3 separate regions of the Homo sapiens genome follow, and all the other regions are linked to region 2. Evidence: chromatin loops called from intact Hi-C (ENCODE). Cell type or tissue: endothelial cell of umbilical vein. All regions are shown on one strand.

Evidence for each region. A loop is a pair of places that touch in the nucleus more often than their neighbours do. Peaks named below come from ENCODE experiments on the same cell type or tissue, not always from the same donor. Only the 100,000 strongest peaks of a DNase experiment are listed, where the experiment ranks them.
Region 1: a loop joins it to region 2, with 11 times the contacts of the local background. A loop is called at or near these places in 73 of 110 quality-filtered maps.
Region 3: a loop joins it to region 2, with 10 times the contacts of the local background. A loop is called at or near these places in 31 of 110 quality-filtered maps.

The regions. Positions count from the first base shown.
Region 1 is chr10:87,732,341-87,740,340 of GRCh38, forward strand. The region is part of intron 9 of PAPSS2 (3'-phosphoadenosine 5'-phosphosulfate synthase 2); the gene reads left to right. Among named protein-coding and RNA genes, the nearest start is that of PAPSS2, 76 kb to the left of the region's middle. In endothelial cell of umbilical vein, a CTCF peak has its summit at 3,096; DNase peaks (open chromatin) are centred at 931 and 3,051.
Region 2 is chr10:87,529,740-87,537,739 of GRCh38, forward strand. All of the region lies in intron 4 of MINPP1 (multiple inositol-polyphosphate phosphatase 1), which reads left to right. Among named protein-coding and RNA genes, the nearest start is that of MINPP1, 29 kb to the left of the region's middle. RefSeq lists a silencer at 7,501-7,550. In endothelial cell of umbilical vein, a CTCF peak has its summit at 4,058; DNase peaks (open chromatin) are centred at 2,652 and 4,072; H3K27ac peaks cover 1,450 bases.
Region 3 is chr10:87,767,553-87,775,552 of GRCh38, forward strand. ATAD1 (ATPase family AAA domain containing 1) reads right to left here. Exons shown (of 10, transcript NM_001321967.2): 7 at 3,400-3,489; 8 at 121-171. LOC124902476 (a long non-coding RNA gene) reads left to right here and starts at 126. Exons shown (of 3, transcript XR_007062224.1): 1 at 126-2,820. In endothelial cell of umbilical vein, a CTCF peak has its summit at 4,527 (motif pointing left); a DNase peak (open chromatin) is centred at 4,519; H3K27ac peaks cover 139 bases.

The sequences.
Region 1 (8,000 bases), 200 kb after region 2:
GCGAAACCCTCTCCCTGCTAAAAATACAAAAAATTAGCTGGGCATAGTGGTGCACACCTGTAGTACCAGCTACTCAGGAGGCTGAGGTGGGAGGATCACCTGAGCCTGGGAAGTCGAGGCTGCAGTGAGCTGTGATTGTATCAGTGCACTCCAACCTGGGCTATAGGAGTGAGACCCTTTCTCAAAAAAAAAAAAAGTTTAGATAATATTACATTTTAAAGACATAATGCCATTGCACACTTCATAGACTACAGTATAGTGTAAACATAACTTTTAAAATGCACTGGGAAACCAAAAAATTTGTGTGACTCCGTTTATTACAATATTCACTTTATTGCAGTAGTCTGGAACTGAACCTGCAATGTTTCTCAGGTATGCCTGTATTTTTTTCATCATGCCTTACAATGCATGCTGGCAGATGGAACTCAGAATTTTAGAATTTCTTAGAAGCCAAGGAGAATGGTGGCATGACTTGTGTCTTTGACAATATTTTCAGTGATTCTATACCTTTAGGTTATTAGGGGGACTCGATAAACATTCCCAGGGAGCTAATGGTGAGAAATGAGCCTTGGATAACCAGAGAGAGAAAGCCACTCACCCTGCAGACATTTTGTGCAAAAGTGAGAGAGATTGATGAAGATTGTTGAAGATTGTCGCATGTACCAAACACACAAGTTTTATTGGCAAAATAATTCTTTTTGCTGTGTCCTTTTTTAGCACTCTGAAACCCACAAAAACACTTTAACACAGGTTTTTAGAACCCCACAGCTTCCAAAAGTAATTACTTCTGCGGGAATCCTGGGCCTTATTCTATTTCCATGTGGCACTGGGAGTGATATTTGCAAGGAAAATAGAGTCACTAGGAAATGGTCTGCCTTTGTTACAGAGCTTATCTCCAACGTCATTCTTGACCTTCCATTCAAGGCATCCAGCCCTCTCTTTGGCATCACTAAGTATAGAACCGTGTGACATGCGCTCAAATGAAATCATCAGGAGGAGCAGGTGAAACTTGTAAAACTAATGCTTGCTGGGGCTTTGTTGCCTTTCGTCCATGGCTCCCAGAGATTTGTCAAGTAGTAATTATTTTTCACAATGCTCTTGGTGAGGAAAGTAAGAATCATTACTCCTGTTTTGCACTCTACATTTTCTTGTACAAACCAAGAGAACAGAATATGACTTCTCAATGAAAGATGGGAATGAGAGTTTATAGCCTTTAGCTCCACAATGAAAACCATATGGTTAGTTATATCAACAGAATCACCTGAGGAGCTTTACAAATCACCCATGACTGGATCCCATCCTCACAGATTCTCATTTAATTGGCTTTGAGTCAGATCTGATTATTGAGGGGTGGGTAGTTAAAGCTCCCCGTGATTCTAATGGGCTGTGAAGGTTGAGAACTATTGAGTTAGATAATTGTTTGGAGCTATTTTCTTTAGGGCCCCACCTGCATATATCCTGCAAGTACCTCAAACTCAACATGTTTAACCTCCCCCCAAGCCTGTTCCCCCTACTATGTCTCCTATCTTAGTGACAGCTTCACCATCCAAATGGTGGCCTGTGACCAAAACCTGGATGCCATTCTTGCTTCTCTCTTCTCCCCTTGTCCATTCAGTCACCACGTCCTGCCAAATGTAGCTTTCAGTTATTGCTTGAATTCATTCACTCCTCTTCTATTCCATCTTGGGTCAGGACATTTCAATTCTTTCCTCTCTCTTGTCTTACTCCCCCATAATCTCCCACTCTTTAGCTAGAGTGAATTATTCAACTTTTCTTTGGAAACCCCTTTATTAAGATACAATTTACCGCAAAGCCTCTTGCCACCACCAGCCAACACACTCCCTCGTCCAGTCCTTCCAGAGCTGGTCATTCGATCATGCGCTCTCTGACTTTTGCACATACTCATCCTTCAACCTGGCACACTGTTTCTTCCACCTCTGCCTCCGGACCTTATTACCTCCTTTCAGAAGTCAGCACTGACTCCTATGACACATGAGCATAACTGAGTGCCCCTTCTTTGTCCTCCCAGAGTAATTTGGACTTGCCCCTTTCATACCTGTGACAGGTGAAGCTGAAATGTCAATATGGGGGCCACTGATGAGAGGCAGTGGGTGCAGTGATGAGAAGAATCTGGTTTGCAGGAGTCTGAGATTTGGGTCTTGGCTTTGGTAAGAAAGCTCTGTGCACTTGAACTCTGCCACTTCCCCTCTGTAAAACTGCCTTCTCTTCTGAAAATGAGGACATTAAATCTACATTACCTCCAGGTTCCTTAAAGCCCCAGATTCTGTGACTATGACTGATAGCACAGAAATGAATGTGTGTGTATATATATATATATATATATATATATATATATATATATATATGTATGTATTCTCCTCTTGTAGGCATTAGTTTTTCTTCTCTTTGATTCTGTTCTCTGCACCCTTTCATCATGACCTTATCTTGCTGAATCCACCATTTCCTTCCTTCTTTCTGGTTTCTTTCCCTTCTCTCTGCTCCCTTTTTGCATTCTTTTTCACCTTCCCACCCTCAGCTGCTCCTCCCTTTCCAATTAGTGCATTCCCTCATCTCCAGATTGTTTCTTTTGAGTCTTCCTCTCCTTGGCCTCTTTGAGCCTATTTATCATAGCTTTCTTAGTCTTTACGCTAGTGGTTGAGCTTATCCTCTCCTTTATGCATTCTTGTGTGTAATTTTGAGCCCAATTCCCTATTTGCTACTTCACTGGGCTCCTGAAGCCTGCTCCCCATTCCTTTTGGCGCATCTAGTTCTGCAAATCCTCTAGCTGTGGCCCCCCTGCTGTCTTTGGCAGGAAGCTTGGAAGGGGGTGGGGACTTCTAGGCCACAAAGCCCTGGGAAATTAAGCAGAGCCTCTGGATCTCCCTTCCTGACAGCTGGACACAGTTCTGGCGATAATTGGACCACCTTAGGGATAGAGATGCCCCTTGTCCCTCCCCATCCCAGAAATGCCAAACACATAGTTTTAACATCTCTCTTCAAACAGACAGGTTTTTAGGCTGGATGGTGGATGAATTCGGTTTGATGCCCCCTTCACCAATAGATAGAGCAATATACGGTGGACCCCTAGTGTCCAGAATAAATTACTGCATCCTCAGGGGTTTGGAGGTCAGTTCTCAAAATTGTGCTGTGTCCAACTCTAAGCAATGAGGAGAAAGTAGATGTATAGGTATGGATATTTGAAAATGTTCTTGTTGAATTATCTGACTGAGCACAGAGTTTAGAAAAGAGGCCATGAAAACACAACCGAAAACCTTGCATAATTGCCTTCTGTCTACCGCAGGGTTTCTCAGCCTCAGCACTGTTGACATATTGGACTAGATAATTCTTCACTGAGAGGGCAGTTCTGTGCAATGTAGGATATTTAGTAGCATCCCTAGCCTCTGTTCACCAGATGCCAATAGCACTTCAGTCATCACAATCAAAATTATCTTCAGATATTGTCAAATGTCACCAGGAGTGACTAAATCAGCCTCTGTTTAGAGCCACTGCTCTATCCCAATCCCCCACTCCCTGAACCTCTCTGGAATGCAGGTCATGGTAAACCCCAATATCTGGCCATAATGGGGACTGTGAACCAGGTCCACCATCACTATCTTCGTGTCTTCCTACTAGGTGTTTCAAATCAGCTTTCTCTCACTCACTCTTGCCTCCCTCTTCTCTGCTAACATTTCAGGTAACCAAGTTGTATTTGGAAAGTGGTGAAAGGTACTTGGGGTTTGATTAGGGGGAGGATTGTAAAACCATTACATGTTTGACTGAGGAATGAGATTGGCTGTAAGTATTTGTGTCAGTGACTAGGAGAGACACAGCTCTGTAATTGATTATACTTCAATACCAGATGGAAAATATTTAAACTTATAGAAAAAAAACAAAGGTTGCCATGTTTTTCTTTTCTTTCTTTCTTTTTTTTTTTTTTTTTTTTTTGAGACAGAGTCTTACTCTGTTGCCCAGGCTGGAGTGCAGTGGCGAGACCCCGGCTCACTGCAACCTCCGCCTCCCAGGTTCAAGTGATTCTCCTGCCTCAACCTCCTGAGTAGCTGGGATTACAGGTGCCCGCCACCAGGCCTGGCTATTTTTTATATTTTTAGTAGAGACAGGGTTTCACCATATTGGCCAGGCTGGTCTTGAACTCCTGACTTCATGATCCACCCACCTCAGCCTCTCAAAGTACTGGGATTACAGGAGTGAGCCACCATGCCCGACCATGTTTTTCTTTTTCATTAGTTTCACCATTCTTCAACCCTGGCTTACCCCTAACATTTGTGGGGCCCAGAGCAAGAATACAAATGGAGAGCCATACATCATATTTAAAAGTTACATGTGTAACTAACAAACTGCTAAATAAAATGTGTTTGATCCTTCTACTTTGACAACTATGCCTTAATCACAAACTGGAAAGCCAGGTTCAAATATAGACTTCTGGGTTCTGCATCAGAATATGGTAGTGTGTGGAGAGTTGGCCCTTGGCCTTTCACCAACTCTCCCTTCTCCTTCTATGCTTGGCCTCTTCCTATGCTATGTGGGTCCTCTGGATTGATTTGTGGGCACCCCAGGCTGCATGGCTGAGCTCTCTCCACAACCTCTGCAGACCCTCCCTGCTTGGCCCGCCCTCAGAAGTAGGGCTGCTCTGAGTGTGTGGTCCACCCTGGAAAGACAGGTTGGGAGATGAAGCTCTCCCAGGCCTAGCAGCAAGCTCAGAGTTGATTGGGCAGGAAATTCTAGAGTTCTGGGTACCCTGATTATGATCAAAAGAGTAGGTGATGACTCTGGGTGGGTCTTCCCACCAAGGGTCTCCTTGCCTTTATGAGATAGACACAACCAAAGGGGGCCAGAGTTGGGCCATCTAATGTGTGGGACACTATGAAGATGGTTCTTCTGCAGGTCTCCAGGTGCTCTTCACACCCACCCTTTCCTGAAGTCACATTTTCAGCTGAGACTGGGAATAGAAAAGTGATTGCTTCTAACCTCAGTGAAATAAATCCTCAGTGAGTTAAAAAACGGTGGTTCCTCTAAAAAAAAAAATTAAGGTAAAAAACAGAACATAAAAATTATCATCTTAACCTTCTTGTAAGTGTGCAACTCAGTAATGTTAAGCATATTCACATTGTTGTGAACCAAATCTCCAGAACTTTGTCATCTTGCAAAATGGAAACTCTACACCCATTAAACAACTCCCGCGGTCAGGCATGGTGGCTCACGCTTGTAATCCCAACACTTTGGAAGGCCGAAGTTGGAGGATTGCTTGAGCCCAGGAGTTGAGACCTATCTGGTTATCATAGTGAGAACCTGTCTCTACAAAAAAAAAATTTTAAAATTAGCCAGGTGTGGTGGCATGCTTGTAGTCCCAGCTACTTGGGAGGTTGAGGTGGGAGAACTGCATAAGCCCCGGAGGTAGAGGCTGCAGTGAGCTACTGCATGCCAGCCTGGTGACAGAGTGAGACCTGCCTCAAACAAAAACAAAAACAACTCCCCTCTTCTTCTTTCCTCCAGCTCCTGGTAACTACCATCCTTCCTCCAGCCCGTGGTAACTACCATTGCACTCTCTGTTTCTATGAATTCGACTAGAATTCATAGAAATTTAGATACCTCATATAAGTGGAATCATGTAATATTTGCTTTTTTGTGACTGGCTTATTTCACTTAGCCTAATGTCCTCAAGGTTCAGCCATGTTATAGCATGTGACAGGATTTCCTTCCTTTTAAAGGATGAATGATCTTCCCTTGTATGTGTATACCACATTTTATTTACCCATTCATCCATCTATGCACATTTGGGTTGCTTCCACCTCTTGGCTATTTGAATAGTGCTGCTGTGAACATGAGGATACAAATATTTCTTCAAGACTCTTTCATTTCCTTTGAATATACACCCATAAGTAGGATTGCTGGATCATATGGTAGTTCCATTTTTAATTCACTGAGGAACCTCCATACTGTTTTCCATAGTGGTTGCACCTTTTACAATCCCACTAACAGTGTACAAGGGTTCCAATTTTTATTTTTCTACATCCTCACCAACACCAACACTTGTTTTTTTTCTTTTCTGTGTGTGTGTATGTGTGTGTGTGTGTGTGTGTGTCTCTGTCACCCAGGCTGAAGTGCAGTGACGCAATCATGGCTCACTGCAGCCTCAACCTTCCCAGGCTCAGGTGATCCTCCCACCTCAGCCTGCTGAGTAGCTGGGACTACAGGCATGCACCACCATGCCAGATTAATTTTTATATTTTATGAAGAGATGGGGTTTTACCATGTTGCCCAGGCTGGTCTCAAACTCTGGGCTTAAGCAATCCACCCAACTTGGCTCATGCTGGGATTACAGGCGTGAGCCACTGTGCCCAGCCATTTTCTGTTTTTTAATAGTGGCCATCCTAATGGATGGGAGATGATATCTCATTGTAGTTTTGATTTGCATTTCTCATAATTAATGATGCTGAGCATCTTACATGCTTTTGGCCATTTGTAGATCATCTCAAGTTATGTCTATTCAAGTCCTTTGCCTATTTCTTAATTGGGTTAATTTTTTTGTCATTGAGTTGTAGGAGTTTTTATATATTCTGGATATTAACCCCTTATCAGAAAATATGATTTTCAAATATTTTCTCTTTCTATAGGTTGCTTTTTCACTGTTGTGTTCTTTGATGCACATATGTTTGAAGTAGTTGCAATTTTTTTTGCTTTTGTTGCCCATGTTTTAGATGTCATGTCTAATAAATCATTTCCAACTCCAATATCATAAAGCTTTTTCCCTTATATTTTTTGTAAGAGTTTAATAGTTTTATGTCTTACTTTTAGGTGTTTCATCCATTTTGAGTTAAATTTTGTATGTGGTGTAAGATAAGGGTCCAACTTCATTCCTTTGCATGTGGATATCCAGTTTTCCCAACATTATTTGTTGAAGAGACTGTCCTTTCCCCCATTGAGTGGTCCTGGTACCCTTGTCAAAGATTATTTTTAAAAATAGGGTTTTAGCTAATAGTCTATGTTTAGCCTTAGATGTGAATTTGGCTACATTTTGCTGCGCTTTGGAGATTTCCTTTTGTTTTAAAATCAGATATAATTGAAGAAGGCTGCTTCTTTTGAGAATTTCCATAGAAATTGTGCCCAACAATAATTAACTGGAAGAAAACAAGTTGTCCGATTTTTCCCCCAGGGTCTCTAATTTAGGTCTTCATTGGAAATAGTCTAAGATACATCAGACTGTATTAGGAATGTACTAGCAGCAGTTCTCAAGTATGGCTTACAAAACTGAGGGTCCCCAAGACCTTTCTAGAGAATCCCCAAGTTCAAAACTGTGTTCATAATACTAAGACATTCTTTGCCTTTTTCTCTGTGTTGACATTTGAATTGCTGGTACAAAAGCAGTAGTGGTTAAAACTGCTGTAACTTTAGACTCGAGACAATGACAACTATGTCCATAGTCACTGCACTATTCATCATCATGCACTTGCAGTAAAAGCAATGCTAGCTTCACCTAAGAGTGTTCTTGATGAAGCTGTAAAAGCGATTATTAAATCTTGGCCCTTGAGTCCCCGTCTTTTTAGTATTCCATTACAAAAGAGGAAGTACACATTAAAGTACTTCTGCTACATATACCAATGTACAATGGTTGTCTTAAGGAAAAGTACTTGCACAGTGGTTTGTGCTACAAGCAATACTAGCCACTATTTTTTTTCATGGATCACCATGTCTACTTGAAAGCATGAGTGATAAACTATGGTTATTCAGATATGACTATTCGGCAGATATTTTTCAAAATGGACAAAGGGAACCTGATAATTCAAGGAAAACAGCTGAGAGTATTCATTGCCAATGATAAATCTTAAGGTTTCAAGCAAAATATTTTTGGAAAATTTTTATTCACCACCATAAGCTTGGCAGATTCCCAGTACTTAGAAAACTTTTTGATGAGACTAGTAGTGATATTAACACATGTGTGATGAGACTAGTAGTGATATTAACACATGTGTGTGTTTAAAAAT
Region 2 (8,000 bases):
AGTGTTGGCCTGCCTTGCTAGGTTGGGGAAGTTCTCCTGGATAACATCCTGAATAGTGTTTTCCAACTTGGTTCCATTCTCCCCATCACTTTCAGGTACACCAGTCAGACGTAGATTTGGTCTTTTCACATAGTCCCATATTTCTTGGAGGCTTTGTTCATTTCTTTTTGTTCTTTTTTCTCTAAACTTCTCTTCTCGCTTCATTTCATTCATTTGATCTTCAATCACTGATACCCTTTCTTGCACTTGATTGAATCGGCTACTGAAGCTTGTGCATGCATCACTTAGTTCTCGTGCCATGGTTTTCAGCTCCATCAGGTCATTTAAGGTCTTCTCTAGGCTGTTTATTCTAGTTAACCATTCGTCTAATCTTTTTTCAAGGTTTTTAGCTTCTTCGTGATGGGTTCGAACATCCTCCTTTAGCTCACAGAAGTTTGTTATTACCAATCGTCTGAAGCCTTCTTCTCTCAACTCGTCAAAGTCATTCTCCGTCCAGCTTTGTTCCATTGCTGGTGAGGATCTGTGTTTCTTTGGAGGAGAAGAGGTGCTCTGATTTTTAGAATCTTCAGCTTTTCTGTTCTGGTTTCTCCCCATCTTTGTGGTTTCATCTACCTTTGGTCTTTGATGATGGTGATGTACAGATGGGGTTTTGGTGTGGATGTCCTTTCTGTTTGTTAGTTTTCCTTCTAACAGTCAGGACCCTCAGCTTCAGGTCTGCTGGAGTTTGCTGGAGGTCCACTCCAGACCCTGTTTGCCTGGGTATCACCAGCGGAGGCTGCAGAACAGCAAATATTGCAGAATGGCAAATGTTGCTGCCTGATCCTTCCTCTGGAAGCTTCGTCTCAGAGGGGATGGGTTGTCAGTCGGCCCCTACTGGGAGGTGCCCCCCCAGTTAGGCTACTTGGGGGTCAAGGACCCTCTTGAGGAGGCAGTCTGTCCGTTCTCAGATCTCAGACTCCGTGCTGGGAGAACCAGTACTCTCTTCAAAGCTGTCAGACAGGGACGTTTAAGTCTGCAGAAGTTTCTGCTGCATTTTGTTCAGCTACGCCCTGCCCCCAGAGGTGGAGTCTACAGAGGCAGGCAGGCCTCCTTGAGTTGCAGTGGGCTCCACACAGTTCAAGCTTCCTGGCGGCTTTGTTTACCTACCCAAGCCTCAGCAATGGTGGACGCCCTTCCCCTAGCCTCACTGCTGCCTTGCAATTCGATTTCAGGCTGCTGTGCTAGCAGTGAGCGAGGCTCTGTGGGCATGGGACCCTCCGAGCCAGGCGCAGGATATAATCTCCTGGTGTGCCGTTTGCTAAGACCATTGGAAAAGTGCAGTATTAGGATGGGAGTGTCCTGATTTTCCAGGTACTGTCTGTCATGGCTTCCTTTGGCTAAGAAAGGGAATTCCCTGACCCCGTGCGCTTCCCGGGTGAGGCGATGCCCCGTCCTGCTTTGTCTCATGCTCCGTGGGCTACACCCACTGTCTGACAAGCCCTAGTGGGATGAACCCGCTACCTCAGTTGGAAATGCAGAAATCACCTGTCTTCTGCATGGCTCACACTGGGAGCTGTAGACTGGAGCTGTTCTTGGAACCTCCTCCTCATCATCTTGCTTATTTTCTTATAATTTGCTTATCTCACCTACAAATAAATTACAGAGGGAAAAATGCAACTAATTGAGCACTCCATTTTTGGTAGCTAGTAGCTGATGGTATTTTAATAAACTGAGAAGCTAATGAGGTGAATTTTCATGCATGGCTTGTAGTAGCAGGTGCAGTTCTGTGGTGTAGAGGCAATATGACATAGTAGGCAGTTGCTTGGATTTGGTTTGACTCCTGGTCCTGCTTTATGGATGCTGCAGATTCCTTACTTTGGAAAAGAGGAATGAAGAATGCCTAGCCCTAATGTGAAAATTCAAAATACTCCAAACTCCAAAACTTTTTGAGTGCGGATGTGATGCAGCAAGTCAAAAATTCCACACCTGACCTCCTGTGATGGGTTGTAGTTGAAACTTTTAAAATTATTTAAAATATCGTATAAAACTACCTTCATGCTATGTATGTAAGGTGTATATGGAACATAAATGAATTTCATGTCTAGACTTGGGTCCCATCCCCAAGATTATATATATGAAAATATTTCAAAATCTGAAAAAATTTGAAATCCAAAAGATTTATGGTCACGAACATTTTGGATAAGGAATACTCAACCTATACCTCACCTGACTCATGGAATTGTGATAATCAAGTGAGATAATACTTATTAAAGCACTTAGTATAATATGATATACAGACATGGTATTGGTATTATATGTGATAGTTCTCTGGCCCAAACATGTCCTTAATGTCTTTTTCAGATATTCACACACCCTTCCCCTCTACCACCCCTGCCCCCCTTGGCAATTGTCCAAATAATGAAAACAAGAGCTTTGTGAGACTTATTCTTTTCAAACTTTATGGCGTCATTTATTAAACTAACTTCCTTTTCATTGCAAGATGGAAAACATTTTTACTTCTTTTGGATGATTATGCCTTGTGGCTTGAAAGGAAAATTCATTCAACAAAGCAGCTACTATGTTTATATGTCAGGCAGTGATGACTGAGGCAAAGTCATTGCACTGTGGCTCTTACAGTCTAGAGAAAATAAAAACATTTTATAAAAGCCATGTATAATGATATAACTGTTTATGTAAGATTGTGAAACAATGTAAGAAGTTGAAAGAGAGAGTTTGACCCTTTAAGACAGGAAATCGTTTTGGCCACCGCCTCTTGTTCTAACTGAAGAAGGAATCAACAAACACTGCTCAGCAGTGAGCGATGATGAAGAAACTGGCAGATGGTTTCCTGGGACTGGGTATCTCTGTACTAAAAGACTGATGAGGATTTTAAAAGATGCTTATTTTGCTGAATTAAGATTAAACCTTAAAATAGGAAAGGAGAATAAAGTACGGTTTGAGACTTCTGTCAGGTTTCTCTCCTAAAAACAGATTGACTAGTGCTGTGAGAAGCACTTCTAAAGAAAATCAATATATGCTCAGCAAGGAGCAAGTAAGTTGTTTTTTGTTTGTTTGTTTTTAACTAATGGACTTTTAAAAGTAATTTTAGGTTCACAGCAAAATTGAGTAGAAAGTACAGAGAGTTCCTACTTACTGCTTTTCTCCACACATTGACAGTCAGGCACCAGTGTGGTAGAATAATAAGCTTTTAATAGAATGTTTATCTTTGTGTTTTTCCTGATCTCTTCTATCAAAACATTAGCCTTTTTTTTTTTTGTACATGACTTAAAATCCTTTTTTTAAATTTGGAATTAGAGTTTATAAGTGAGTATTTTGACATCCATATTTTCTGACAAAATGACTTTCACTTTCCCAAGTTCCCAGGCTATTTTTGCTTTCTCCATCCCACCCCTACCCCTTGTTAGAATGTTAGTATGTATACAGATTGGTTTTTTTTAATATTAACATTAAATCAGGGACATTCTTCAGTGCCACTGAATTTTTTTTTCAACATAATTTTGATAGCATGGTTTTACTTCATGGAAAAAATGGAAGATTGCAAATTGTTAAATTTTCAGTTAAATATAACCGGCCCTTGAAATTCAGCTCCTTGCATTTTATTAGGAACTTGATTTTTATTTTCCTTTTTGCACCATCACTATAGTAATGGGATTAAAGTTAAAACCAGCAAATTTAAGCAGATATTTCTATTTAAGCAGATATTTCTATTTAAGCAGCTGTGATTAGAAAAGCAGATTGAATTCACTGAAGAAATGAAGTATCTCCAGATTTTATTTTACTGTCTCCTTCCCCATATATCTGTTAATATAATCTTTTTAGATTCGAGGATTTCAACAAGTTACTTCATGTTTTCTCAAAGATTTATTTTGGGTCTATAATTACTTGCCTCGAGATCTTCCATTTTAAGTTAATTACTATAAAATATTTTTTACTGTTACTAAATACCTCAACTCTCAGTGTTAACCTTTTTTTTCTACCTTTTTGTTGGGTTTCAAATCATTGATATTTTCAGATTTCATAGTCTATAAGGTATGGCTTTTTAAAGCTGTGTAGTCCCATATTTTAACGTAAGATGGCAGCATTGAGATAAATGTGTAGTGACACCAAGTGATTTTAGTTATTTGGTCAATTAGCCCATTGTAACAGGGGAAACTTGCTGCTTTAAAGTTCTTAGAAATGTACGCCAATTCTAGGTGTTTTTGCCAACTTTTTGAAGTCACAGTTCCATGGAGTTTAGCCAGGGGTATCAGGAATCTTTTCAGTGCTAGGAATCTCTGTAGTGTTGAAAGATACTGGCTAAATATTTTTTTTTTTTTTTTTTTTTTTTTTTGGAGACAGAGTCTCGCTCTATCCCCCAGGCTGGAGTGCAGTGACATCGTCTCGGCTCACTGCAACCTCTACCTCCCAGGTTCAAGTGATTCTCATGCCTCAGCCTCCCAAGTAGCTGGGATTACAGGCACCTGCCACCATGCCCAGCTAATTTTTATATTTTTAGTAGAGAGACAGGGTTTCGCCATGTTGGCCAGGCTGGTCTTGAACTCCTAACCTCAGGTGGTCTGCCTGCCTTGGCCTCCCACAGTGCTGGGATTACAGGATTACAGGGGTGAGCCACAGTGCCCGGCCACATACTGGCTAAATATTAATAAGTAAAAGTTTATATAACTAGCCTGGCTGTACTCTGAATTCATATTCAAATGTCCAGCTGCCTTTTGAATAGACACTTTTTGACTATCACTAGATTGTAGGTCTACTAAGTAGTTATTCATTATTTCTGCACAATTATTTTACCTTTGTACATTTTTTTTTAAAACTATTCTTGTTGAATTGTATCCAGTTTTGTAAGAATCACTCTTAAATCTGTTGTCATATCTATTCTTGTCATAGTTGGAGAGTATACCTACTCTGTGCTGACCCCAACAGTAGAACCGGAAGGCAAATCTTGTTTCAGTTACTATTTTAAAAAAAGAAACCTCACACACACAAAACCCCACAACTTTTTAATAACTGTTAAATAAGTAGAATAGGCTGTTTTGTGAAGTAGTAAGTGTCCTATTTTAGAAATATGCTAGTTGAATCTGGATAACTGTGTCAGAGATTCTATGGAAGAAATGCTTCTACCACCTAAGAGGTTAGGAAATTATTTCATGGCTCCATAACTAAAGGCTCAGTTCATTTCAATTCAGCAAGCAGTTTTTGAGCACATACAATGTGTGGTCACAATGCTAGGCATTGGGAATACATAAACATGGATAAGAAGTTATACCCGCTACATCCAAGGGGCTCTCAGTCTAGTAAGGAAGATGTCTTAAGAAAGTAATTTAGTCAAAAGCGAAAGGATGCTTGGGAAAGTAAGTCATCTCTGCAGTTCATGGTAGTTGGAAATGGCTTCTGTGTGGATGTAAGATGTAAGGTGAGCCTTAATCATTGACACTGTAGTGTAATGGAATTTGCATTGGCATAGGATTATTAAAACTCAAATCCTTGTTCAGCGTTTCCTAACCAAAATTTTGTCATCTTTAAAATTCAGGTAATACTCATGTTTCAAGGTGTTGAGAAGGTTGAGTGGAGTTCTGTGTTCATGTATGTCTGTGTACCACACAAATACATGTAAAGACACATTTATCTTTTACTACTATGCTTTACACAATTAAGTATTTTATTAATTGTTATTAATACCATCATGACAATCATTCCAGGCAAAATTTGGCTAGAGAAGAATAAGGAAGACATCAAGGAAGAAGAGTATTGAGCAAAGGCCTATGTGGGAATGAAAATGTAAAATGCCCAAGTTAATTTGATGGTTTGAGTTAGACAGTGTTGGGAAATAAGCTGTTAGGGTGTTATCTATGCCAGAGAAAAACAGTATACTTTACCTGTCATCTAGATGCTGATTTAAAAATTTTCCTGGCCTGGCGTGGTGGCTCAGACCTGTAATCCCAGCACTTTGGGAGGCCAAGGCAGGAGGATCGCTTGAGCCCAGGAGTTTGAGACCAGCGTGGGCAACAGGGGTAATCCCTACCTCTACAAAAGAAAAAAAAAATTAGCCAGGCGTGGTGGCATGTGCCTGTAGTCCCAGCTACTCACGAGGCTGAGGTGGGAGGATCACCTGAGCCAGGGAGCTCGAGTCTAGGGTGAGCCGTGATCATGCCACTGTACTCCAGCTTGGGCAACAGAGCAAGACCCTGTCTCTAAATAAATAAATAAATAAATTAAGATTGTTCCTATTTCTGCTTTAGTTATTTGTGTTAATTTTAAATAAGTTCCATGTATTCTGAGGTTTACACTTAAACATCTCTCTCCTTAATTAGAACATAGACAAGTAAAGTCTATTGTTATTTTTCAAGAATATTTGGACAAATCTATTGAAATAAATATACAGCGTTTTCCAGGTTATCTTTGATAACCCACTATGTTCAGGTTATTTGGCTGGCAACAGAGGGTATATACAAAGATGAATGCATTGAAATTGTCTCCAAACTCAAAGTTTAGAGAACACTTATAATAGCACTAAAACAGATAAAAACAAAATTACTGAGAGAGAATTAATTTGAACTCTTTGGGGTTTGGTAAAGGCTTTATGAGGAGTCTTTGAAGTAGGCTACCAAAGACTTTTCTTTCACTAATCTCAGCATATCAGCTCTTAGTAATTGTTTTGATGTGTTTTTTAATAACTCGATTGAGGTATAATTCATGTAAACTGTACATATTTAAAGTGTACAATTTGGTCAGTTTTTACATATATATATACGCCCATGAAACCATCACCATAATCAAGATAAAATATCCATCACATCCAAGTTTCTTTGTGACCCTTTCTAATTCACTTTCTACCCCCATTTTCAGGTAACACTGATACACTTTCTGTCACTATACATTAAGTTGTATTTTCTAGGATTTTATATAATGGAATCATAGTGAATTTTTTTTTGTTGGGCTTCTTTCACTCAACATAGTGATTGTAAGATTCATCTGTGTTGCTGATGAATCTAATAGTTCATTCCTTTTTAAGACCAAGTAGTATTCTGTTACATAGATCCACCACCATTTGTTCACCTTTTGATGAACATTTGGTTATTCACAGTTTTAAGGCTATTGCAAATAATGCTTCTGAATATTTGTGATCTTTGTATGTTATGATTTGATTTCTTGGGAACCTACCTAATTAGATGGAATGGTTGAGTCTTAAGTAGGTGTATTTTTCACTTTTTTTTTTTTGAGACAGAGTCTTACTCTGTTGGCCAGGCTAGAGTGCAGCGGCACGATCTTGGCTCACTTCAGCCTCTGTCTCGTGGGCTCAAGCAGTTCTCCTGGCTCAGCCTCCCAAGAAGCTGGGATTACAGGCATGTGCCACCACGCCCAGATAATTTTTGTATTTTTAGTAGAGATGGGGTTTCATCATGTTGGCCAGACTGGTCTCGAACTCCTGACCTCAGATAATCCACCCACCTCAGCCTCCCAAAGTGCTGGGATTACAGGCATGAGCCACCGTGCCCGGCCGTCTTTTTCACTTTTTAAGAAACTGCCAAACTTTTCCCACCAATGTATGAGAGTTTCAGTTGTTCCACATCCTGCCAACGCTTCATATGGCAGGTCTTTTTAATTTTAACCATTCTAATGGGTGTGTAGTAGTACTTTGTTGTGGTTTTAGTTTGCATTTTCATAATGATTAGTGATACTGAGCATCTTTTCATGTGCTTATTTACATCTATATATCTAGTTTGGTGAAGTCTTTATTTTGTGTGCTTTTTAATTGGGTTATCTTTATTACTGTTTGTGTGTGTGTGTGTGTGTGTGTGTGTGTGTGTGTGTGTTGTCTAGGTACAAGTCCTTTGTCAGATTTATGCTCTATAGGAATATATTCTCTTAGTCTATGGTTTGCCTTTCTTAAAAAATATATATATATTAATGGACTGATTTTGCCCCATTATTGAGGCATTTCACCCTGAGTATTTATATGTACCCTGTGTATTTTGAGGTTTTCCCACTCTGGCTTATGTGAA
Region 3 (8,000 bases), 240 kb after region 2:
TGCAGGGGCTGGAGATCCTTGGGGTATATCATTCTCAGATTCCTTCCTCATTTTTCTCTAAAATAACTTTATGAACATCAGATTTATAGGACGGGGAAAAAATTTTTATTTTCTACTTACATTTTCATTTTTCAAGATGAGTTTCAGGATTGCTTCTCTCTGTTTTAAAGCCTAAAAGCAGGATAATTTCCAGTTAGCATTTTTATTTTTTATTTTTTTAAAAAGATCAAGTAGTGTTCCTAATATTTTGTCCCTTCTAAAGTCTCTCTCAATACTTATAAGGAGATGACAGAAACTTTGAAGAGGTCAAAGCAACTAGATTCAAGGCTCTAGAGTAATTATCTCTGGTTCTCCTACTGAACTGTATCTTCTTACTCTCATCCCCAGTGCCTAGTACAATGTTTGGGAAATAACACACCTTTAATCTTTAATGAGTAAATGAATATCTATGACTATAATGTCTTCCCTCTATAGTTCAGCAATCTTCATTTTTTTTCCCTTCATGCAGGAAACTCATGAAAACTCACCATAAAATTTATTATCAGTAATTCAAAGAGATGGCAACAGTAACTTCTCAGTTCCTCCATTTCCTTCTCCTTCTTTGACCACTAATTTATATTAGTGAATTTTAATTTAGTGCTGATGATATATTTGTTTACATGTCTGTATGCTTTTCCCCCAGTGACAATTCCTATTTTTACACCATACAATAAATACAAACTACATTTAGCTCCTTTTATAGAATCCCTCAGCTATATAGTCAATATAGATGCTTCTTAAAACTATCATGGCTGAATTTATCCCTATTCCCACAAACATCGACAAAGCAGAGCTGGTTACAATGACTACCAAATCAAATTACTTGAAAAACAAACCAAACTCTGCTCTTTCTGTAATTTAAGTGTGTCAAGTAGGAAGGTTAATTTGATATGTCATGTGATCACCAACAAATACTCTGTTAAACATTTCACTTGGAGAAAAGTTTTAAGATTAACCATACACTTTACATCATATTACATAAGAAAAAAAACTAACCTATAAAGCGTATTCACTAAAATGGAATAAAATGGAGGTTACAAATTTCCATTTCTATGTTAACACTATACAAATTTATAATAAACTTGATAAAACCTGTTACAACCCATTTTGATTACTCACACGACATATTAAATTTACAACTTTAATTGTGGCTACTTTCCATGCTACTGTATCCTATGTTCTATTGTACTGTACATCAAAAACCATAGCTGGCCAGCCACAGTGGCTCATGCCAGTAATCCTAACACTTTGGGAGGCAAAGGTAGGAGGGTCCCTTGAGGCCAGGAGTTGAGACTAGCCTGGGCAACATAGTGAGACCCGTCTGTAAAAAAATTCAAAAATTAGCCAAACGTGGTGGTGCATGCCTATAGTCCTAACTACTCAGGAGGCTCAGGTGGAAAGACTGTTTGAGCCCAAGAGTCAAGGCTGCAGTGGGCTATAATTTATAATTGTACGGCTGACAGAGCAAGACTCTGTCTTTAAAAAAAGAATAAAATTTAAAAAACCCTTAATTGTCCATTGTACTAACTATTGGATTAGTGATAGAGATTCTATAAATTATCTTCAGAACCAATTAGGTAAACAAATTTTTAAAAAAGTGTTCTGATGTCTTGCTTACAAAATCAAAACTCTTGTGCAAAGCATATAAAGTTCACCTAAACCCAGAAGCAGTCTACCTTTTCAGCCTCCTCTCCATCTATATTCCTTGGTGCTGCGCTCACCAAACTACCCTCAGAACTCACCATTAAACAGTGCTTCCACAAATTCTTGACTTTGTTCATTCTGGCAGGAAAGCCCTTCCTTGTCTCATTTGCCTGTCAAATTCCTATCATCCTTCAAGGTCCAGCTGGATTCTGTAAATTCCATGGACTTCCCTGACAGAATATTAGTTTTCATCAACATCTCAGGCTCTCATAGCTCTTTAAACATACCTTCATAAAGCATATTTTACATTATTTATTTCTGTGTCTGCCTCTCCAAAACAGAATTCTTCAAGGACCAGGCCCATGTCCCATCCACCAGATCCTAGCAGGTCTGTGACACATATTAATGCTCAATAAATATTAGTCATACTAGGCTGGGTGCAGTGACTCATGCCTGTAATCCCACTTTTGGAGGCTGAGGCAGGCATATCATCTGAGGTCAGGAGTTCGAGACCAGCCTGGCCAACATGGTGAAACCCCGTCTCTACTAATAATACAAAAATTAGCAGGGCATGGTGGTGGGCGCCTGTAATCCCAACTTATTGGGAGGCTGAGGCGGGCTCGCTTTAACCTGGGAAGCAGAGATTGCAGTGAGCCAAGATCGCGTCACTGCACTCCAGCCTGGGTGACAGGCAAGACTCTGTCTCAAAGAAAAAAAAAAAATCAGTCATACTAAATAAATTTTATAGTCTCCTAAATTAAGTTTAAAAATCTTTTCATTGATTCATTGGGTAAATTTTCTAAGGATGTGCACACACTTAACCACTTTATTACAGTTGTAGCTATAGTAAAGAGTTGATCAGAGTAATTTTATAGAGTCCATAACCATCAATCTTTCAGAGATCATGTTTACTACCAAAAACCAATCTGATAAATTACAGAATATAAATGGGACAAATGATTTTTAGCCAGATTATAAATGGAATTAGAGTAAGTTCCTCTAAATGGCAACACATGTAACATGCTGATTGTATGGAACATATTTTCTACTAGTAAAACCTGTTTTTTCTTTCCTTTGCAGTCTGAAGGCAGACAGAATTCAAGATTTGAAGATCTGTGCCAAAATTATAGTGTACTGGTAAGTCATAATCATCTACTAGAGGGGTACTTTTTAACTAACAAAAAATGCTAGAAAGAAGGCAGAACTGGTTTAACACCATCTAAGCGTTTGCATTCTTAAGGTAAACTATGATATCTACTGGAATCATTAATCCTATCAGGGAAGCACTGACTACATCTGCCAATACTCAATCAAATAAATCCCTGTTGTTGTTCATGGCAGGCCTTCTGAATAGAACAATTCTTCAAGCCAAATTTCTCCAATTCTATTCTATGCTAAACCAAAACTATAATTTAGATTTTCTTATGTATCTTCCTGTATAGATGACTTCCTATATCCTAAAGTAAATCACTAAAATAGCCAGGCAAACTTGAGATAACTATATATATATACTTTGAAGAGAAGCAAGTAACACTAATCTTAGGATAGAAATAGAGAGTGGAAAGGACAAAGAAGCTACTGTCAGGGTTTCTGCCCCATTCCTTCCCTGTCATAAGCACCCCTATATGACAAAATATTCCCTTCTTAAAATTAAAGGTGAAGACCTATAAAAAGGTGAGTATTTAACTCTTCATAATATCAATCAAGACCACCTACAGGCTGGTTGATATGAAATCTTGTAGGCATTCTTCTCATTATAGCCGAGTCAAGGTCCTGAGGACGATTGGTAGCTCCCATTACTATGACCTAAGTGTATAAAGAAGACAGAAGGTATTAAATCTACCAATTATACTCCTCTGAGAATGTTATTACTAGGGCTTAGTTTTAAAAATTAAGTGGTATTTTAACTAAATCCTTTGTAAGAAATCTGATTTTAAATCACTATTATTCAACTATTTACAGGTATAAATTGAAGTTAATCCTAAATAAATCAAATATTAGCAAAACTGGAAAACTAATGCATTTCACTTCATGTCTTTCTAGAAATTAAAGTATGTAATGTTCAGTTGCAAATAGCCACTGAAAAATTATTAAAATTTGCTTTTAAAAAACTATTGTATTTTGCAAAATATGGTGCTTAATGAATACATGTTGAATGACTAAAACCCATTATGTTATAGCTTGGGTATACAGTTTGGGAGTATAAGGGGATAATTCAAGTCCTTAAATAATAATATTATGGAGAGAATCATTTCCCCTTAATAAGTCTGAAGATTCTGGTAACTGTAATAGATACTGTGTACTTTTTCTCTATATTTCACATCATCATCTCATGGTACTATCAGCACTGCAGGTGATAGCTTCTCAATGCGAAATAAAGTCTCAAGTAATCCAACTTTAAACAAAGATAACAGAGTATAAGCAAACATCAAAATGCTGGGAAGAACTCTTTTTAAAAATGCTGGCAGCCCTGCCAACCTCTGAGTCTATGTCACTTATTTATAAAGGATGTAGAGATTAAAAAAAAAAAAAGAACTTTAAAAATAAACATGAATAAAAACAAAGATATATAAAACAAGTTAATTTCTGAAGGACATCAATATTACCTTTACTGTTGATACTTCAGTATAACCCAGTAACAATACACATCTGCTATCCAAAGTGAAATTTATTGGTATTCCATGGAAACACATTTCTCTAACATTACCTTATTTCTCCCTAAGAGGTTTTACATTTCTGAAATAATCCAAATCTTATATCCTACTTCTACTCTACACTGAATGACATTCAGGAGCCTCAGAGCCCAATTACTTTCAATTAACTGTGAGAGTTTGCCACCTAGAGGAAGAAAATATAAACACAAATTTGAAAAATGTTAGTTCCACAACACAACATAATGCAAGTTTGTATTTGTGTTAAGTGGTCCTAAAATCAAAATATTAATGCTCATATTTATTTTTCTTTATTTTCTTTCTTTCTTTCTTTTTTTTTTTGAAGACAGAAAGTAGCTGGGACTACAGGCACATGCCACTGTGCCTAGCTGATTTTTCCGTCTTTAGTAGAGACAAGGTCTCACTATGTTGCCTATGCTGGTCTGAAACCTCTGGGCTCAAGCGATCCTCCCCACTCAGCCTCCCAAAGTGCTGGGATTACAGATGTGAAACACCACACCCAGCCTCTTTATTGACTTTTTACAACTCAATAAAATTAATAAAAAAGAAAAAATTTCTTCCAAATTTAAAACAAACAAATCTTAAAAGTGGGTGAATGAACTAAAAGCATAAGATAATGAATGAGTATAAGGAAAAAACATCACAAAAGACACTGTGGTTAAGTCAATATTTGGGGGGGAAAAAGGGAAATGGCCAGCATTTGAAGAAACATAGGACAAAGCAAAACAAAATTTAAAAGCCAGTATAGAGGATGGAATACTAAAAAATAGAACCAAGGAATCCAAATAAAACTAGTAAAACATGGCCTATTGAGTATGTATAACAGATACTCATGATGAAAAAGCAAAAGTGATTGAAATCACGTGTAGTTTCACATAAAGAAGCAAATTCTAAGGAGTAATTTTAAGCAGCAAAAGCAGAGAACCTTTTCATATATATTAATTCAATACAAATGAGCTAAAATATAAAACAGGAAGTGACAGTAATTTTTTACTACTTAAGAAACAAAATCAATGCTCCTTTTATGTGTTAGTTGTTCAAACTTTTAAAAAAATCTTTATTTTCTGTTCCTGCCTTCATTTGCCAAGAATCATGGCCTCCAGCTTCATCTGGAGGAGGGAGAGGATCAGGAAAAATAACTAATGGATACTAGGCTTAATACCTGGGTATGAAATAATCTGTACAACGAACTCCCCAAGACACAAATTTATCTATGTAACAAACCTGCACATATACCCCTGAATTTAAAATAAAAGTTTAAAAAAAACTCTTTAAAACAAAACATAATTTTTTTATCATTTCACATTTAAAATAATCAGACCTAAATTTACATCCCAAAACTTTAACTTCATCAATGAATACCCTAAAAACACTATCTTTTATGTCTCATGTCTCTCAAGAGGAAGAATATGTCATCAGTCACCAAGGTTTCCAGAAACAGTGACCGGTTTCATTGAGCCGTTCTCTATTTCTATTTCCTTGGTGACCATATTACAAGAAAGCTAGCTAGGGTACTGGGCTCTCTTCATAATCATAGAAAAGACAATTCTAGAGAAGAGCTAACTGGTTCATATGAAAGTAGAATATGTCTAAAACTATTACTCAAAATTAATAATATCAACTTTAACCCCCGCCCCCAAAATACAATAAAGGTTAAAAAGTGACCGCAGTTTAATAAAAAGGCAGCAGCATTTGCTCTCTCAAATCAAAACTCATCATAATGAAAACAGTAATTGCTATTAGTGCAATAAGGAATTTTGGTTCTGAAAACTCTGTTTTAAGTTATGCTGTACCAGAATCATACTGTGGAGCTATAGATGAAGTGGCTCTGGAGAAGACTTCATCCAATTGCCTCTATATCCCCTGCTGAAAATAGTTGAACACTATGCTCTGACAGGGTACATAATATTAAGATATTTTCTCTTACATGGGCTAACTATCCAATTGTCTAAGTGCTTTAAGTATTATTTCTCAGGGAGAATAATTAGTTTTTGGCAACCTGTACATGAGTCCCATTGATAAACCGCATAGATTTATCAAAACCAATTATTAATGAAAAATGTTTCTATTAATGTTACCTAAATTTATCTATGTTATGTTTTTTCTTGAACCATTCAACAAAAGCTAAAGGCTGTTTTCCTCATAATAAAACTACACTTTCACAAACATAATGTAGAAGGAGGACATGTGGCTTAATTTTCTTCTTGAGAATGATGTTGTTCAGACTTTTGACTTATGCTAATGCGGTGGGCTTAAGGGATCCTTAAACCCTCTGGCCACAAAAAGAAAATATTTAAAAGACTCAAATAAATTAATCTACAATTTTGCAAAGAAGTAAACGAATTAAGCTAAGGCTGGAGGTAAAGCCTATGTACTTAACTCAGGTTAATTCCTCATAACAGTTCTGAGGTAGGTAATATTCCTCCCTTTTTATAGATATTATTCCCTCTATACAGATACAGAGTGATTATAAAATTTGGCCAAGGCTACACAGCTTGTTGATGCCAGGGTTCTGATTTTCTAATCCAATTAGAAACATGAGTAATAAGCAAGAGCCTATCAAAACTGACCTGGTAGATGTGAAAAACAATCTAAGAATTTCTAAAACTGAAAAATATAATACTTGAAATAATAAGCTCAATGAAAGAGTCAGATAGTAGAAGAGCTTCAAATGAACCAGAAGAAAGGAAAAGAAATTATCCAGGACATAGCACAGAAAGACAGAAAATATGAAAGAGACGTTAAAAAAGACATGAAATAGGCCAGGCACAGTGGCTTAACCTGTAATGCCAGCCAAACTTGGGAGGCCAAAGCGGGCAGACTGCTTGAGCTCAGGAGTTCAAGACCAGCCTGAGCAAGATAATGAAACTCTGTCTCTACAAAAAAAACACCAAAATTAGCCAGGTGTGGTGGCGTGCACCTGTAGTCCCAGAGACTTGGGGTGCTAAGGCAGGAGAATCGCTTGAGCCCAGGAGGTTGAGGTTGCAGTGAGAGCCATGTTCACGCCACTGCATTCCAACCTGGGCAACAGAGTGAGACCCTGTCTCAACAAAACAAAACAAAACATGAAATAGAAATAAGGTCCTACATATATCCAACTTGCATTCCAGAAGGAGATAAAACATGGAGAACAATAATTGAAGAAATAATAACTGAATTTTAAATAATTCTAAATATAATACTTTTTTTAAAAAGGCAAAAACAGATTACAAAATAGGAAATACTAAAGTTGGCTGGGCGCAGTGGTTCATGCCTATAATCCCAGCACTTCAGGAGGGTGAGGTGGGTGGATCAGTTGAGGTCAGGAGTTCAAGACTAGCCTGGCCAACATAGTGAAACCCAGTCTCTACTAAAAATACAAAAATTAGCTGGGCATGGTAGTGCACGTCTGTAACCCCAGCTACTTGGGAGGCTGAAGCAGGAGAATCGCTTGAACCCGGAAGGCGGAGGTTGCAGTGAGCCGACATCACACCACTGTACTCCAGCCTGGGCGACAGAGCAAGACTCCATCTCAAAAAAAAAAAAAAAAAAAAAGAGAAAATACTAAAGTTAAAACAACAAAAGAACACTGTTAACTTTTCCATGAGATATAAGTAAGTGATTCATTAAAAAAAAAAAAAAAAAAAGGGAAAATGGTTCTAGGAT